Linked DNA regions of Homo sapiens: region 1 is linked to region 2. A link is an interaction called in ENCODE POLR2A ChIA-PET data of the cell type or tissue named here. Cell type or tissue: HepG2. All regions are shown on one strand.

Region 1 (8,000 bases), 240 kb after region 2:
GACATGATGCCTCACTTGGTATATCAATTATGAGTAGTATTAGATATCAAGCATACAACTAGCCTCTAAGCAAAACATCCAGTTCATTCTAGGGCAGAGTCATGAGAGAACATGAGCAATGTATCAGTGCACCAAATTGGGTTGTTATGCTGAATAATGATCTTCTCATTATAGTAAGTTACAACAAAAATTTATTTCTTAGTAATATTTATTATCACTGTGGCTCAGCTACTGCTCGGGGACCAAGACAGATGGAACAACTTTGTGGTAGAGGAAAAAGACATATGGCAGACTCAAGAATGAACTTCTACATAGCTTTGCTGAAAAGTGATGTATATTACATCTATATATTTTTCAGTGTTCAAAGGAAATCACAGGCTAAATCTGATTTCACTGAAACAGGGCAGTACAATTCTACAGCAGAAGTGTTCTTGGTAGACAGGGGAAACAAATAGTTTGAATAATAACAGAGACCCCAGATTGTTTGGTAGTTGAATATAAAATTTAGTAGGCTTCAAACACTATCCATTTGGTAAGTTGTAGATGTATTTGGAAAAGTTGACATGTGCCAGACTGTGAATGGCTTTGCATGACACACAAAAACTCAATTAAAGGATTGTGCGTATGATCCGATTTTATTAAAAAACTTCAATCTGGCAAAGAGAGAAGTACCCTTCTCTGGGAAGTAAAACTAAAGCCAAGGAGCTGTGTTAGGAAATACTTCAGTAATTAATGCAATTTTTAAAGGTTGAATTTTGGAATAAAATCATATAAGACACATTAGAGGAGGAATACAAAAATGATAGTTTGGAAAAATAATTAGGAGATTGAATTAATAAAAATTGTGCTCAATTTGAGAGCAGATACCAAGAAGACACTCTTTCCTTTTATATATTTGACTTGGGCAATTCTGGTGAGTGGTCGTTATCCACCATCAAGATACAGAAACCGGGACAGGTGAAATATTTAAACAGAAGTAGGGTAAGATAAGCACTTCCATTAATAACAGATTAAGTGTAATCTAATAAAGGCTGTTCAGAGACTGTTAGACACATGTGTCAAATCATACTTCTAATGTAGAGAAAGGGCTGTACTGTAACAATACAGTAAGGGCTGCCAATGTGTATGTTTAATTTATGCTGCAAATCTGATGAGCTCATTTATGAAGAAGGGGATTATATTAAAAAATAAGTAACTCTGCTAGGGACAAAATCCTTGAGATTATAGATGTGGGATATCTGAATGGACATAATAAACATAATAAAAGGGCAGAAGGTTAGAAAAATGAAAGCTACTGAAAGGCAGAAGAAAGCAAAAGAAATAGCCTTATAAAATAGGAGTGGTCAGAAATGTATCTCTCTCTCTCTCTCTCTCTCTCTCTCTATATATATATATATATATATATTTTTTTTTTTTTTTTTTGAGACAGAGTCTCACTCTCTCACCTAGTCTGGAGTGCAGTGGTGCCATCTCAACTCACTGCAACCTTTGCTTCCCAAGTTCAAGAGATTCTCCTGCCTCAGCCTCCTGAGCCGCTGGAATTACAGGCGTGTGCCACCACACCCCACTCATTTTTGTATTTTTAGTAGGGACGGGGTTTCACCATGTTGACTAGGCTGGTCTCAAACTCCTGATCTCCAGTGATTCACCTGCCTTGCCCTCCCAAAGTGCTGGGATTACAGGCATGAGCCACTGCGCCCAGCCAGAAATGTCAAATGCTTCCTAAAGAATAGGAAAATAAGGAGTCAAATTGTTACTAGATTGGGCAATTAGTTATTCATGAGTGAATTTTGATTAATACATTTGGATGAATTCATTTTATGAGCCCCTTTGCTTCAAACACATGGTAATTATACACAAAATACACTTATTGTTAAAAAAGAAGAAAAAAATTGAATTTGGTAAAAGGCAAGATCAAAGGTTTGCAGAACAGAAATGAAATAGAAATTCAGAGAACTGAACATATATAGGATGTCTCAAAAGATCAATGAAAATTAAGCGGTAAATGCTGAAAATTCACAATAAAACAGGTATTGAGGTTTGACCATTCAAATTTATTCTAAATTTTTAGCTTTGTGAACTTTCTATAATTAACATCTAATTTTATTTTTATCAATAGGAAGTACTAAAATAAATTTTTAGTTCTCTACTTTTGTTTTAATCATCATAAAAATCATCATAAAAACAAAAGTAGATAAAGGACAGGGATTCCAGATAAATTTGAATTTCATATAAATAATAACTTTTTTATTATAATCATGCCCCATGCAATATTTAGGACATGCTTACAGGGAAAAAGTATTGTTACGTGAAATTTAAATTTATCCGAACATCTTATATTGCTACTTGCTAAATCCATCAACCGTTAAGGAGGGGTCTTAAAGAACATTTTTTAAATTCAAAATTCACGAAACTAAATGATTGGAAAATAAATTTCAAATAATTATATATTTTTTTAAAAAGCTATAGCATCTATGCTATTGAAGTGCATAAACTACTTAAAACTGCTTAAAGACATATGGGACATTTTATAGACTCTTTAGTAAATGGTGCTGTGGCAATTAACCGTATCCCAGATCTGGGACACGTCTGTGGTGCTGTCCGTGGACAACGGCCGCACCTCAGCCCTGCTGCGCTTGGCAATCTCGTCGGACTGCGCCTTGACCTTTGCAATGATGCTGTCCAAGCACAGCAGGGCTGAGGCTGAGAGCATGTACCAGATCAAGTATGAGGAGCTGCAGACACTGGCTGGGAAGCACGGGGATGACCTGCAGCTCACAAAGACTGAGATCTCCAAGATGAATCGGAACATCAGCCAGCTCCAGGCTGAGACTGAGGGCCTCAAATGCCAGAGGGCTTCCCTGGAGGCCTCCATCACAGTTGCCGAGCAGCGCAGGGAGCTAGCTGTTAAAGATGCCAAGGCCAAGCTGTCCGAGCTGGTGGCTGCCCTACAGCGGGCCAAGCAGGACTTGGAGCAGCAGCTGCGGGCGAGTACCAGGAGCTGATGAACATCAAGCTGGCCCTGGACATCGAGATCGCCACCTACAGGAAGCTGCTGGAGGGCGAGGAGAGCCTGCTGGAGTCTGGATTGCAGAACAGGAGTATCCATGGGAAGACCACTAGCGGCTATGCAGATGCCCTGATCTCAGCCTATGGGGACCTCACAACTCCCGGCCTCAGCTACGCCCGGGCTCCAGCTTTGGCTCTGGCTGGGCTCCAGCTCCTTCAGCTGCACCAGCTCCACCAGGGCCTTGGTTGTGAAGATGGAGACCCGCGATGGGAAGCTAGTGTCCGAGTCCTCTGACGTCCTGCTCCAAGTGAACAACCATAGCAGACCCTCTCAGCATACCCCTCCTGCGGCTGCCCCAGAGCCCCTGAGGGAGGCCACTGCGCAGGGGAGCACAGGGAACAGGAGACCCACCTGAGGCTCAGCTCTTGCCCTCAGCCCACTGGCGGGGGAGTTTACTGCCTGAGGTAGCCCCCTTGCCCATGCCTCCAGCTACAAAAGAATTCAATTTTTTTTTTCCCAACACAAACCTCAGCTACCTGTGCCAAAAAAAAAAAAAAAAAAAAAGGAATGACACAAAGAGTAAAACAGAAAAATATATTCTAGTACTACAGAAACAATACAGTAGTGAAAATGAATGTATGAGAAAGATGTGAGTCATAATGTGCATTAGAGTTTATCCTTGGATAATGAGCAAGGAAAAATAGATTGCAAACTATTTTAGAAAATATAATAGTATTTATATAAAGTATATTTTATGGACACTTACATGATTAGTAATATAAAACATTCATAGAATGGAAGGTGGCATATTTGGGAGAATGTTTATTATTTTGGGGAGATAAAGGGTGGATAAAGAAGATATTTACATTTATCTATTGATTGCATTTAAAATATTATTAAACATTATAAAATGCTAATATTTAAGAGGTAGCTAAAAGTAGATGCTAATGCTGTAGAAGTAGATGATAGTGTTCAAATTCTAGTTCTGCCACTTGCTAGCTGTGTGGCCTTAGAAAAGTTATGGATCCTCTCAGTGACTATTTTATCATTTGTAAAGGGGAACAGAAATAGTACATACCTCATAGGGTTGATTGCACTCTTTATCAAAAGAGTACATGAGTTAAAACTTTTAAAGTGCTTGGAATATAGCAAGACTATGTTGGTATTTGAGAAATAAGGTAAAATCAATAAACAGTAGTATGCATTTATGTTGTTAATTAAATAATTCTTTATAGAAATATTTTAGGTGATTAACATAGTGGCACTTTTAAAGCAGTGTTGTGGCCAAGAACAATCTAATAAACAAAAGAAAAGCAAGTGTACTTCCTTTCAAGAATCTTGGCTATATAAAGAAGACATGGGTGGTAAATTAGGATCTGTGGCCATGGGAGGACTCTTGCTTCAATGCAGAGGCAGAAGACCTAGGAGAGGGGCAGAGTGAACAATTCTAGAGATAAGGAAGGATTTAGAGACTAAGGCTTTTCCCTAAAATTTGGGAGTTGTTTTAATCCTGGGTCACATGAAAACCTCATTTTTGGCAAAAACTAGTGGCACTTCTCAGGCAAGAACCAAAAGAAAATTTTAAAAGTTACTAAATCTGGAATATGAAGTTGACAGAATTTATATCTGAGGGCCTGTTTCTTTGGTAAGTATGATGTGTGATTAAATTCTGAAGTTCTTGAGGACAGTTGTCAAAATTTGGTTTAAACATTGAAAGTGTAATAAATTATGGTCAACTTGATAGTAATACTGTAATGCCTAAGATTCCTGCCGCCAGGGAGTGATAGAGACACGGACTGAGAGAGAGAAAAAAAGCTGTAGGCTTTATTGAGCAGAGTGAAAGTACAAAGCCTTCACTCTGGAAGGGGTCCCGAATGGGTAGCCAGAGTTAGATTATACGACTGTCTTTTAAACTCTTTAAGTCAGGAAATACGTTCAGCGGGAAGATGTTACCAGAGCAAGGAACAAAGGCAGCAAATATTATTTTGTGACATGTCTTAGATTTTGAGGAAAACCAGAATTGCAACTTAGGTTTCATCTACTTTATGACCTTGCAGCGGCATGGCAAAGGATACAGGATCTCACAGGACTTTACAAAGTATGTTTACAAGGAATTGGAATTGGGAGTATAGATAAAGTCTGCTGGTCACAGAAAAATGGGCAGTTAACATACCTTTTAGTTTCGGGGGAGGGGGAAGGGAGAGAGGACACAGGGAAACTTACAGCAAAATTTTCACTGTTGATAGCTTTCTTGGGGAAGAAAACACATGCACAAATCCTGGTGTTAGGAATATTTTAAGCATATATTTTCAACATTATTCATCCAGGACTGAAGTAAGTCCTGATGCAGGAAATGAGTGAGTTTCCCCTACTCGACTCGGGAAACCCAGCTGGCACCTGTCAGTCCCCCCTCTAAACAGGACACCCCAACTGCTGTTGGGAACTGAGCGGCAGTTGGTCTGGCTACTTCCTGCTGCTTAGGAGCAAAGAAAGCGCCCTGCAGTTGTGGTGTCCTCCAGAGGGGAAATTTTTAGGCCAGTCGAAGGACCAGCAGGTTGAGACAGGGGTCCTCCGTAGAAGCCGTGAGTTGAGCTTATTTGAGGTTCCATTTGTAAGACCATTTGTAGCTTGATGGCCTCGATCATGGAGGAAACCAATTTGACAAGGAGGTTAAAAATGAAAGGCCCAAAGGCGAGTAATAGTAGGATGGCTGTCACAGGTATGCATTGGTTAAACATATTTCACGGTCCTGAGTGTTCAAGCTCCTTTTTCCTACTTTCTATCCGTTCTCTTATTTCTTTGACCTTTTCAGTAATGATTCTTGACTGGTTAATGAAATAGCAACATTCTTCTCTTATGAAGAGGCAGGTTCCTCCTCTTTCAGCTGTTAATATGTCTAGGGCTCTTCAGTTTTGGAGGACTACCACAGCTAGAGAATTAAGCTGGGCTTGTAGGGTCACTAGGGAGTTGGCAACTCATTCCATGTCATCATTTAATTCCTGTGATAATTTATAATATAATTGGGTGGAGGAGGTTATACCTCCAATTTCAGTCCCAAGCCTGTGCAATATTTCGGCTCCTACAATAAAAGGTACAATAAGGAAGGGCTCATGTGTGGTGGGATTGGGGTATAAGAAGACTTTGTAACTCTTTTTCAGTACATATGGACATGGGAGGTGCTAGAAAGGAGAGAAAGCATAATTCTTTTGGAGTGCCATTTAGGCATCAATAGGCTGTTTTATCATAGATGAAAAAGATGCCTGAAGTTAGACAGGTGAAACCTGAGGTTACTGATATCTAGGACTGACATCGGGAGGTGTTCTTATTGAGAGTCATGCTGAAGTTTATACATGTGAGATTTGAGGCCTTTGTGGCTGGTAAATTGGTGACTATGGGACCGATTGATTTGGTGGTGTTTAGGACTGGGGTGGATAAGTTCCACTGTCCAGGGACAGGGACTGGGACATATGGTTGAAAAAGAAAGGGGGACACATCCAACAGTTGGTTGGATTACTAGGAGAGGCCTCTTGCATTCCTGTAAGGGTGGTGTTTAACAGGCTCCAGAGACGAGAATGAGACTTAAGGGTTTCTTGTAGCCTGGAAAGGTCAAATTGCTTGTATGGACTGGGAGTACTAGAGAGCTAGACTAAGTTTTTAATCACTTGGATTAAAAGTGATTGGATATGCCCTTCTTTAGCCTCATCTTGGACGCCTCCTCCATCAGACGTACCTATATGTGTATAATATGTCCAGCAAGCATTGGCTCCCCATTTCTCAGGGCAGTCAGCTTGGATCATTTTTCCTTGGTGATATGTATGGCCATTGTGAGAGCAGAGAGAAGCAGTTTTATAACACCCTGCTGCTTATTTTTCAGTAGAATTTAAGGTCTGATCAAGAAGTAACATGATCTCTCTCCATGTTAGATCAAAGGACTGCCCCAATCTTTGCAGAATATCTATATGGTTATCAGGATCATCCGAGAATTTCCTTAAATCTGCCTTTATTTGTTTTAAACCTGAGAGTGAAAAGGGGGCATGCCCGTAAGCGGGCCCAAATTCTCCTCCTACTGCTTGTGAGGGACATAGTTTCGGTGCCTGGCTCGCGGAGTTTACATTCTCTTTCTGGTGTGCCTTTAATACTTTGGTGGGGCTGGATGGAGGAGAGTCACTGGGGGAGGAGAGTGGGGCTGAGGGAAGAGGCCCTGAGTATGGAGGCAATTGTGAGCCTCTGTCATTTGGGCAAAGCTTGCAGACTTGGCACAGGGCAGTATTGTCACGAAGGGCAAAGAAAGCCTGTACATAAGGGACTTCACTCCATTTACCTTCCTGTTTACAGAAAATATCTAGTTGTAGAATGTTGTTATAATTAATACTTCCCTCAGGGGTCCAAGTTTCTCCATTTTGTAAGGAATACTTTGGCCAGGCAGTGGTACAGAAGAAAATCAGCCGCTTCTTTTTTAAGGTCTCAGGGTCGAATTTGTTCTAGTTATTTAGGATACATCTTAAGGGAGTGTCCGGTTTTGAAAGTGTGGTACCCATCTGGAATTTTAAACACAGAGATGCCTGCACCCCTGGTTAGTTCTGGGACTCGTCTTCCCTTAGGGCATCCCCTAAGGGTCAGGTCCAATTGTCCTCAAAGCTCATGGCTGCTTTTCCTGAGCTCTCCATCTACCGGATTTAACCTTGCTTACCGGCAAGATGGAAACTTCCTTTGCCCCTGCTGTGCACCCATTGACCACTAAATGGGGCACAAAGAATGTTGGATTTATTGTGGTCCTTCTGCCAATGTGTCCTACCTGTTCCAGGGTGGCAAGGCCTGGGTTGGGGGCACCATTGATGCTTACATGCGAAGGCCCAATTTATGTGGGACTGGCCATAAAACTGTCCTTCAAGGATAAATCTCTGAATTAGCAACAGGAGGCTTAGTAAGCTTAAAGGGGGTGGTGGATGTCCTCTAGGCCAGGGCCGAGAACAGCTGCTGTACTTTAGCC
Region 2 (8,000 bases):
TCTCCTCATTCTGATTCATTTGGTTTGAAGGAGGACCCACAGAATTTGCATTTTTAAGTTTTGCACTGAGAGAAACATTGTTTTAGGTATTGAAAAACCATGAAAAGTTTTATAGTAGGGGACTGATATTATCAGATTTTTGGTTTTCAAGTATAGTTTGAGAGAAATAAGGCAGGGTTTACTAGTTATGAGGCTACTGGAAAAGGACAGGTGAGTGATAATGATGTCTTAAAAAATAATAGTGATTTATGACAAAGGCAGCAATGCAGTACATTGGGGAATGACAGTTTGTTCAATAAATGGTTGTTAATAAGCAAAAGTAGATATCTGAACTTCCATCTTTCAAATACAAAAATTTTTATCTCATATCATAAACAAAAATTATAATGTATTGAAAAACCTAAATATTATAGGCAGAACAATAAAATAAGGAGAATAACTTTAGGACTTTGATTTAAGAACAGACTTTTAAAATAGTATATACAAAGCTTTAAGAGAAAAAATATAAAATTGACTATATTAATATTAATACCTCTTGTTAATTCAAGACATCATTGAGAGTTGAAAAGGCAACCTACAGAGTAGGGGAAGCTATTTTTAATACACATATCAAGAATATATAACTTCTTAAAATTGATAAGGAAAATAAAGAAAACTCAGTTGAAATACGAGTTAAAGACTTCCTTTTGAAAAGTGGACATCTAAATGGCTAATTAACACACAAAAAGTTGTTCATAACGTAAGACATCAGAGAAATGCAAGGAAAACTTCAATGGGATAGCATACTACATCTACTGGAATAGCTAAAAGATATATGATAAAAAATGAAATGTTGGCAAGGACACTGAACAATCAGAATTCATACGCTGCTTGTGGGAATGTAGTTTTTTTTGTTTGTTTGTTTTGTTTTTTTTTTTTTTGAGACTGAGTTTTGCTCTTGTTGCCCAGGCTGGAGTGCAATGTCGCGATTTTGGCTCACTGCAAACTCTGCCTCCCAGGTTCAAGCAATTCTCCTGCCTCACCCCCCAAGTAGCTGGGATTATAGGCATGTGCCACCACACCCAACTAATTCTGTACTTTTAGTAAAGATGGGGTTTCACCATGTTGGTCAGGCTGGTCTCTATCTCCAGACCTCAGGTGATCTGCCCACCTCGGCCTCCCAAAGTGCTGGGATTACAGGCATGAGCCACCGTGCCCAGCCTGGGAATGTAAATATTTTACATCTACTTTGGAAAATTATTTGGTTCTATCTTTTAATCTGTACCAATGAATACTAATTCCATTCATGTTTATAAGCTCGACACAAATATATACAAAGGCTCAACAATACACAGATGTTATGTTCACAGAAGCACTATTCATAAAAGCTACAAAGTAGAAAAAAATCCAAATTCTCATCCACAGTTGACTATGGTTCATTCAGAGAATGGGTACAGGTTCCAGTAGCTGCATACATAGCCATTGTTGCTGCATACAAAACCATTTCAAATACACCAGAATAAAATAACAAACAATATGGCCATAGATACTGTGAATCAGAAATTGAGATAAGGCACAGCAGGGATAATTTATCCCTATTACATGATGTCTGGGGCCTCAGCTGGGAAGACTTGAATGGTTGGGGCTGACTTAAATGGCTGGAAACCAGAAGCTTTTGAATATTACTTCACTGGAGTGATTGATATCTAATTGGGATTATTCAGTTGGAACATTTGCATGTGACTTGGGCTTCTCTGAGAATTTCAGCTGCATTCTAAGAAGGGAGGATCCCAAGAAGGAGTATATGAGGAGCTGGTGTTTCAAAAAATAAGAACTAAGCTGCAGTGCTTCTTCTGATCTAGCATTAGAAGTCATAAGTCACACCCTATTCATTAAGCCACATTGCACTGATTACAAGAAAGTCATTAATGTCAGGATAATCCAAGTGGATAGGAATTGGATTCCATCTCTAGGAAGCAGCAAGCTCAATTTGAAGATCATGTGGGTTGGGAGACACTGTGTGGCCATCTTTGAAAACAAAATCTGCCACAGAGTACAGTGATAAGATTGACAACTATATCAATATAGATGAATCTCTCAAACATTCTGTTGAATTAATGAAACTAGACACAAAAGTGTGTATGTTGAATGAATTAATTTATACACAAAATATGAAAACGCAACACATTTATTTTTTATGTATCAGTATGGTGATTAACTATTGGAATAGTAATTGAAAGAGAACAACAAAATTATTTCTGAGGTATTTGTTATTTTTCTTTTATGAGTGCTAGTGACAAGGAATGTTTAGCATGTGAAAATTCATTAATTGTTCAGTTATGGTATAAGCTTTTTTCCTGTATATATATATATATGCAAAATATACATATATATGTATAATTTCAAAAAAGTTAAAATAAAAAGAAAAATTCTTTCAATTTATTTATATTCAGTATATATAGTTTTGTCAATATTTTGAGATCTTTTATAAACGTTTCTCTTTTTTTCAGTCATTGCTTTGCAGTGTCTTTATTTCTTCAATCACATATCTGCACAAAACTATTGCAAAGATGCATGCTACTGTGTTACACATAATACTTGAAAAACGACGCTGGTATAACTGCTTATTCTTTACTTAACACAAAATAATTGACTTCCAAAGGTAAAATTAGTCTCACCACTATTTGCTTCTACTTGTTAAAAAAATTAAAAGTTATTGAAAAAGGCATGAAGAATTATAATACATGAAGAAGCCATTATCTTTTAATGGTATTTATAAATATTCAAAAAGTTATTTTTCCAAGACATTTAGAAACTGCTATTTTTCCTTATAAATACTATTTTTTTCACACCTACCTCTAATCTTATGATAAATCATTTCCGTTTTTGCTTTAACACATATCCAGATTCCAACCGTTTTCTTCCACCTTCACTACTATTACTCTGACCTGAGCCACTGTGATCTCCCACTTAGTTTTTAAATAGTATCTTCTAGGGATCCTTGCTTAGTCCTTGCCCCTTGCATTCTAATTCATGACACAGCAGCCTGAGTGATGATCTTAAATCTATCAGATCATGTAGACTATGTTGTTCTTATGCAACTCATTTCCCAATGGCTTTGATGTCACTCAGAGTAAAAGTCAAAATTCTCAACAAAAGCAACAATGCCCTACAATACCTCATCTGCTCTCCCAACTTGTTCTCTTTGCTTTAGTGAGCTAGCCTTCTTGCTTTTGTAAAAAATGTTAGCCAAGCTCTTATCTTGGCTATTTCTGTTTGCATTTCTCTTTACATAAACGTTTTTCCTCAGCTCTTTGTATGACCTGTTTGTTCTCTTTCTTCTTTCTGGTATCTGCTCAAATTTCACCCTTTCATTGAAGCTCTTCTCTTGACACTGTATTTAATATTTCAAGCCTTTTTCAGTCCCCGTCATTGCTATTTGTTCAGTCTTTCCCTGCTTATTTTTTTCCCAAAGCACACATATTTTCACATATTTATTATTTATGCATGTTTTTGTATTGTACATCTCCTCTACCCCATTTTCACCCTTAACAGAGTGAATTCTATTTCCATAAAAACAAGATGTTTTAACTCTGTGTGTGTGTGTGTGTGTGTGTGTGTGTGTGTGTGCATGTGTGTGTGCGTGCACGCACAGGCACCTCAGGCCCTTTGCCCTTTCTGTATTCTCTTTCTGAAACAACTTTCTCTACTCACTGTTTTACGTCTCTTTTTCAACTTTCATGTTTAATGTTTAAGCTTAAATGTCATCTTCCCAGGGAATGTTTTCTTGGTCATTCTATAAAAAGTAGTCTGGCTTTCTACCTTTTATTTCCTATCATATTTCTCTATTTATTTCTTACACAGATCTTTAACATTATGTGGTTATCATATTCACTTAATTATTGAATTGATTGTCTTTCTAAATGAAATATAATCTCAGTGACAAGAACCTCATTAGAAATTGAATGTGTGAATAGGATGTGTTGAATAGATTTTAGCTGAATACTGGACTTTTTTTTTAACAGTTCCTCTTTATAGATAAAGCTTATATCTACATTTTTGAGTATATTTTTTATTATATCAGTAAAGAGAGCTGAAAAATAGGGTTTTGTAATAATTTTCTTTCTCATCATATGAAACTTTCTTTTCACTTCTACTTTTGGGAGTACACTAATTTATTTTTCGGTTGACATATTTCCTTCATAGAAAAAATAAATCTTACTTCACCCACAGGTCCAAGGATGAGCCTGCTAAATCCTGCAGTAATCTCCAAGTCAATTAACTACAAAAATTCCTTTAGCTTCAAGATTGGGGTATGGCTGACTCTGAGACGGAGAGATGAAAGAGAGGTTTGCTGGGAGCTTAGGCAAAAGAAGTTTTCTGTTTCCTAAAATAAAGCCACCAGAAGATATATCTCACCCTCATGAATTTGTGTTCTGTGATTGTGAAACTTTGACCTTCATCGTTAGATTGTTCTCATGAAGGACACCATTGTAGGAATGAACACAGAGGAATTCACAGGGAAAGATGTAGCCCAGACCTACTGGATATAGCTAGATTGAATCCAGTGACCTCTGGACTTTTAGTTGTGTGAGCAAATACACTTGTTTATTTTATCCATTATAGTTGGCTTTTCTGTACTTGCAGCCAAAAGCAGCATAACTGAAATTCAGTTTTCATTCTCATTCATTCTCATATTTAACACCACTTTCTGCTATTGTACTCAACTAGAAGATTCTTCCATTGCTTAGGGCTCATATTGATTTACATGTCACCATAGCTATTGGGGGAGGTGTTTTATGGTAGAGACCTCATGCCTATTACCTTCACATTGCTTTGAATACACATAATATTTTTTAGTGAACTTCCAAACATGAGACCCTAGTTCCTGTCATTATTACTGTTATTGATTAGTTTAGTGTCTTCCAGCAACTAAAATCAATTAAAAGTCAAAGGTAATGCTATTTTGTTCTTTATTCCACAGACTATTCACTGATGGGAGTTTCTTTCAGGTAGTAAAAGACCAATTTTAGAGTTTGTCTGCCTCTTTCAAAGTTGTGTAATCTTTCATCAGTAAATATTGATTCATTTTCAGTCAAGCTGGAAATGTTTTAGAGAGTAACTTTCAGTAAAATTAACCAGTCTTACAAGTCAGTAAAAGCTAAACATTCTTGGCAGTGCACTCCACTTCCAAATGTGTTGGAACTGTTCTCTCATATTACGCCTTCTGTATTATCATTGTTAACATACAGTGAATGTAGTACTTTTCCCTTTTGTAATACAGTAATAGATAAACAAAAGTATGTAATAACTTGACTATGATGTAATGGTATGTTCAATTTATTTCATGAAAGCAGGTAAAACTTGCCAACATATAGCATAATATTTTCCTTTAACTTATTTTCCCTCTGTTTTAGAGTATCAAAAAACCTTATTCTGCTGGCTCTGAGGCTACAGATAAATAAAAATAGGTTTGAAAATACTGTGGCTATTTTATTTACGAAAAACAATTTTTCCTGTTTACATTTTTTAAGAGAATTTATCTAAAATTAAATTACCTCTTAAAAGAATAATTAAGAGGATAATTAAGACAGGACATTTCTATACTTTAAGATGTTACATAACAACTAGAGGTTTAGATGAACAACATGAATATATTATTCAAAATATTAAAATGTTTTTTGTTTGATTTCTTTTTTTAATGCTTGATAGAACATATACCACAATCTCTCAGAACAATTTGTTACATCATCTTCTATCAAATATCCTCCTAATTCAACCAAAGTTTTTTTCTGTTTCACACTGGTTGGATACTCTTTAGCAAGATATAAATCAGACTGTTATCCTTCAAAATATCTTTATAAATAATGTATTATAATAATGCCATGTGTAAAAATATTGCTGTCTTACTATATTATTACTTTGACTCATTTTGAATGCATTGGCAGTTCTTTCATTATTGTGCGTATAGGTTTCTATTATAAAAACTTAGTTAAGCTTCATACGTAACTAAGAGTAGAGAAATGCACTTTTTTGTATGTATGAAATCTCAAAATTTTAGTTTATATTCTTAATTCTGGTACAAAATAAATATTAAATCCCATGCTTAAAACTATTCCCCTAAATCTCTAAGTCTAGTTGTCTTTAGAAGTAAGTACTTCTAAACAATTAGGAAGAAACAATACCAATCTTTCTCTGTAAAATCTCTATACCAAAACCTGAAAAGAACATTTCAAAACAATAATATTGTAGACAATCTCTCCTATGGATGGATATACAAATATTTCAAAGAAGATATTAGCAGAGTGAATCCAATCATATAGAACAAAAAGATAGCAGAAACAATTGTGTTAGGAATGAAAGAGACATTTTTATATTAGAAAAGTAATCAATGTAATGCGCCACAAGCAAATTTGATGATCATCTAGATAATTCAGAAAAGAAATGTAATAAAATTAGCATTAGTTTTTGTCAGATTTGTTGAAGATCAGATAGTTGTAGGTGTGAAGCCTTATTTCTGTGTTTTCTGTACTGTACAATTGGTCTATGTGTCTGTTTTTGTACCACCACTTTGGTGACTGTAGCCCTGTAGTATAGATTGAAGTTTTGGGTAGCATGATGCCTTCACCTTTTTTCTTTTTGCTTAGGATTGCCTTGCCTATTCATGTTCTTTTTTGGTTCCATGTGAATTTTAAAATAGTTGTTTTCTAGTTTTGTGAAGAATGTCAATGGTAGTTTAATAGGCATAGCATTGAATGTATAAATTGTTTTGGACAGTATGGCCATTTTAACAATACTGATTTTTCCCATCCATGAGCATGAAACATGTTTCCATTTGTGTCATCTCTGACTTCTTTTAGCACTGGTTTGTAGTTCTCATTGTAAAGATCTTTCACCTCCCTAGTTAGCTGTATTTCTAGGTATTTTATTCTTTTTGTGGCAATGGTGAGTGGGAATTCCTGATTTGGCCCTCAGTTTGACTGTTGTTGATGTATAGCAATGCTAGCAATTTTTGCACACTGATTTTGTATCCTGAGACTTTGCTGAAGTTGTTTATCAGCTTAAGAAGCTTTTGGGCTGAGACAATGGGGTTTTCCAGATATAGGATCACATCACCAATAAACACGAGATAATTTGACTTTTTCTCTTCCTATTTGGATACGCTTTTTCTTGCCTGAATGCTCTGGCTAGAACTTCCAATACTATATTGAATAGGAGTAGTGAAAAATGGGATCTTTGACTTTTGCTGGTTTTCAAGGGGAATACTTCCAGCTCTTGCCCATTCAGTATGATGTTGGCTGTGGTTTTTGTTATTTGTGAGTCTTATTATTTTGAGGTATGTTTTTTCAATACCTAGTTTATTGAGAGTTTTTAACATGAAGGAGTGTTGAATATTGTCTAAAGCCTTTTCTGCATTTACCGAGATAATCATGTGGTTTTTGTCTTTAGTTCTGTTTATGTGGTGAATCACATTTATTGATCTGTGTATGTTGAACCACCTTTGCATTCTAGGGATAGAGCCTACTTGATCATGATGGATAAGCTTTTGGATATGCTGCTAGATTAAGTTTGCCAGTATTTTGTTGAGGATTTTTGCATCAATGTTCATAAAGGACATTGGCCTGAAGTTCTGTTTGCTTGTTGGTTTTGATGTGTCCCTTCCAGGTTTTGGTATCAGGATGATGCTGGCCCTGTAGAATAAGTTAGGGAGGAGTCTCTTCTCCTTAGTTTTTTGGAATAGTTTCAGGAGAAATGATGACTGTTCTTTATTGTACATCTGTAGAATTTGGCTTTGAGTTTGTCTGGTCCTGGGCTTATTTTGGTTAGTAGGTTATTTATTACTGCCTCAATTTCAGAGCTCATTATTGATCTGTGCAGGGCTTCAATTTTCTTCCTGGTTTGTCTTGGAAAGGTGTATGTGTCCAGGAATTTATCATTTCTACTAGATTTTCTAGTTTACGTGCATAAAGGTGTTCAAAGTATTCTCTAATGGTTGTTGTTATTTCTGTGGGGTCAGTGGT

The links. Peaks named below come from ENCODE experiments on the same cell type or tissue, not always from the same donor. Only the 100,000 strongest peaks of a DNase experiment are listed, where the experiment ranks them.
Region 1: POLR2A ChIA-PET joins it to region 2 with 7 read pairs; 1 of 35 experiments calls an interaction of 5 or more read pairs at or near these places.

What each region holds. Positions count from the first base shown.
Region 1 is chr14:43,536,198-43,544,197 of GRCh38, reverse strand. It overlaps the pseudogene KRT8P2. Among named protein-coding and RNA genes, the nearest start is that of LINC02307, 850 kb to the left of the region's middle. In HepG2, CTCF peaks have their summits at 3,044 (motif pointing left) and 4,789; DNase peaks (open chromatin) are centred at 3,047 and 4,797; H3K4me3 peaks cover 456 bases.
Region 2 is chr14:43,775,894-43,783,893 of GRCh38, reverse strand. No RefSeq gene overlaps it. Among named protein-coding and RNA genes, the nearest start is that of LINC02307, 610 kb to the left of the region's middle. In HepG2, no CTCF peak of the experiment used is centred here; DNase peaks (open chromatin) are centred at 3,243, 4,483 and 5,073; H3K4me3 peaks cover 2,476 bases.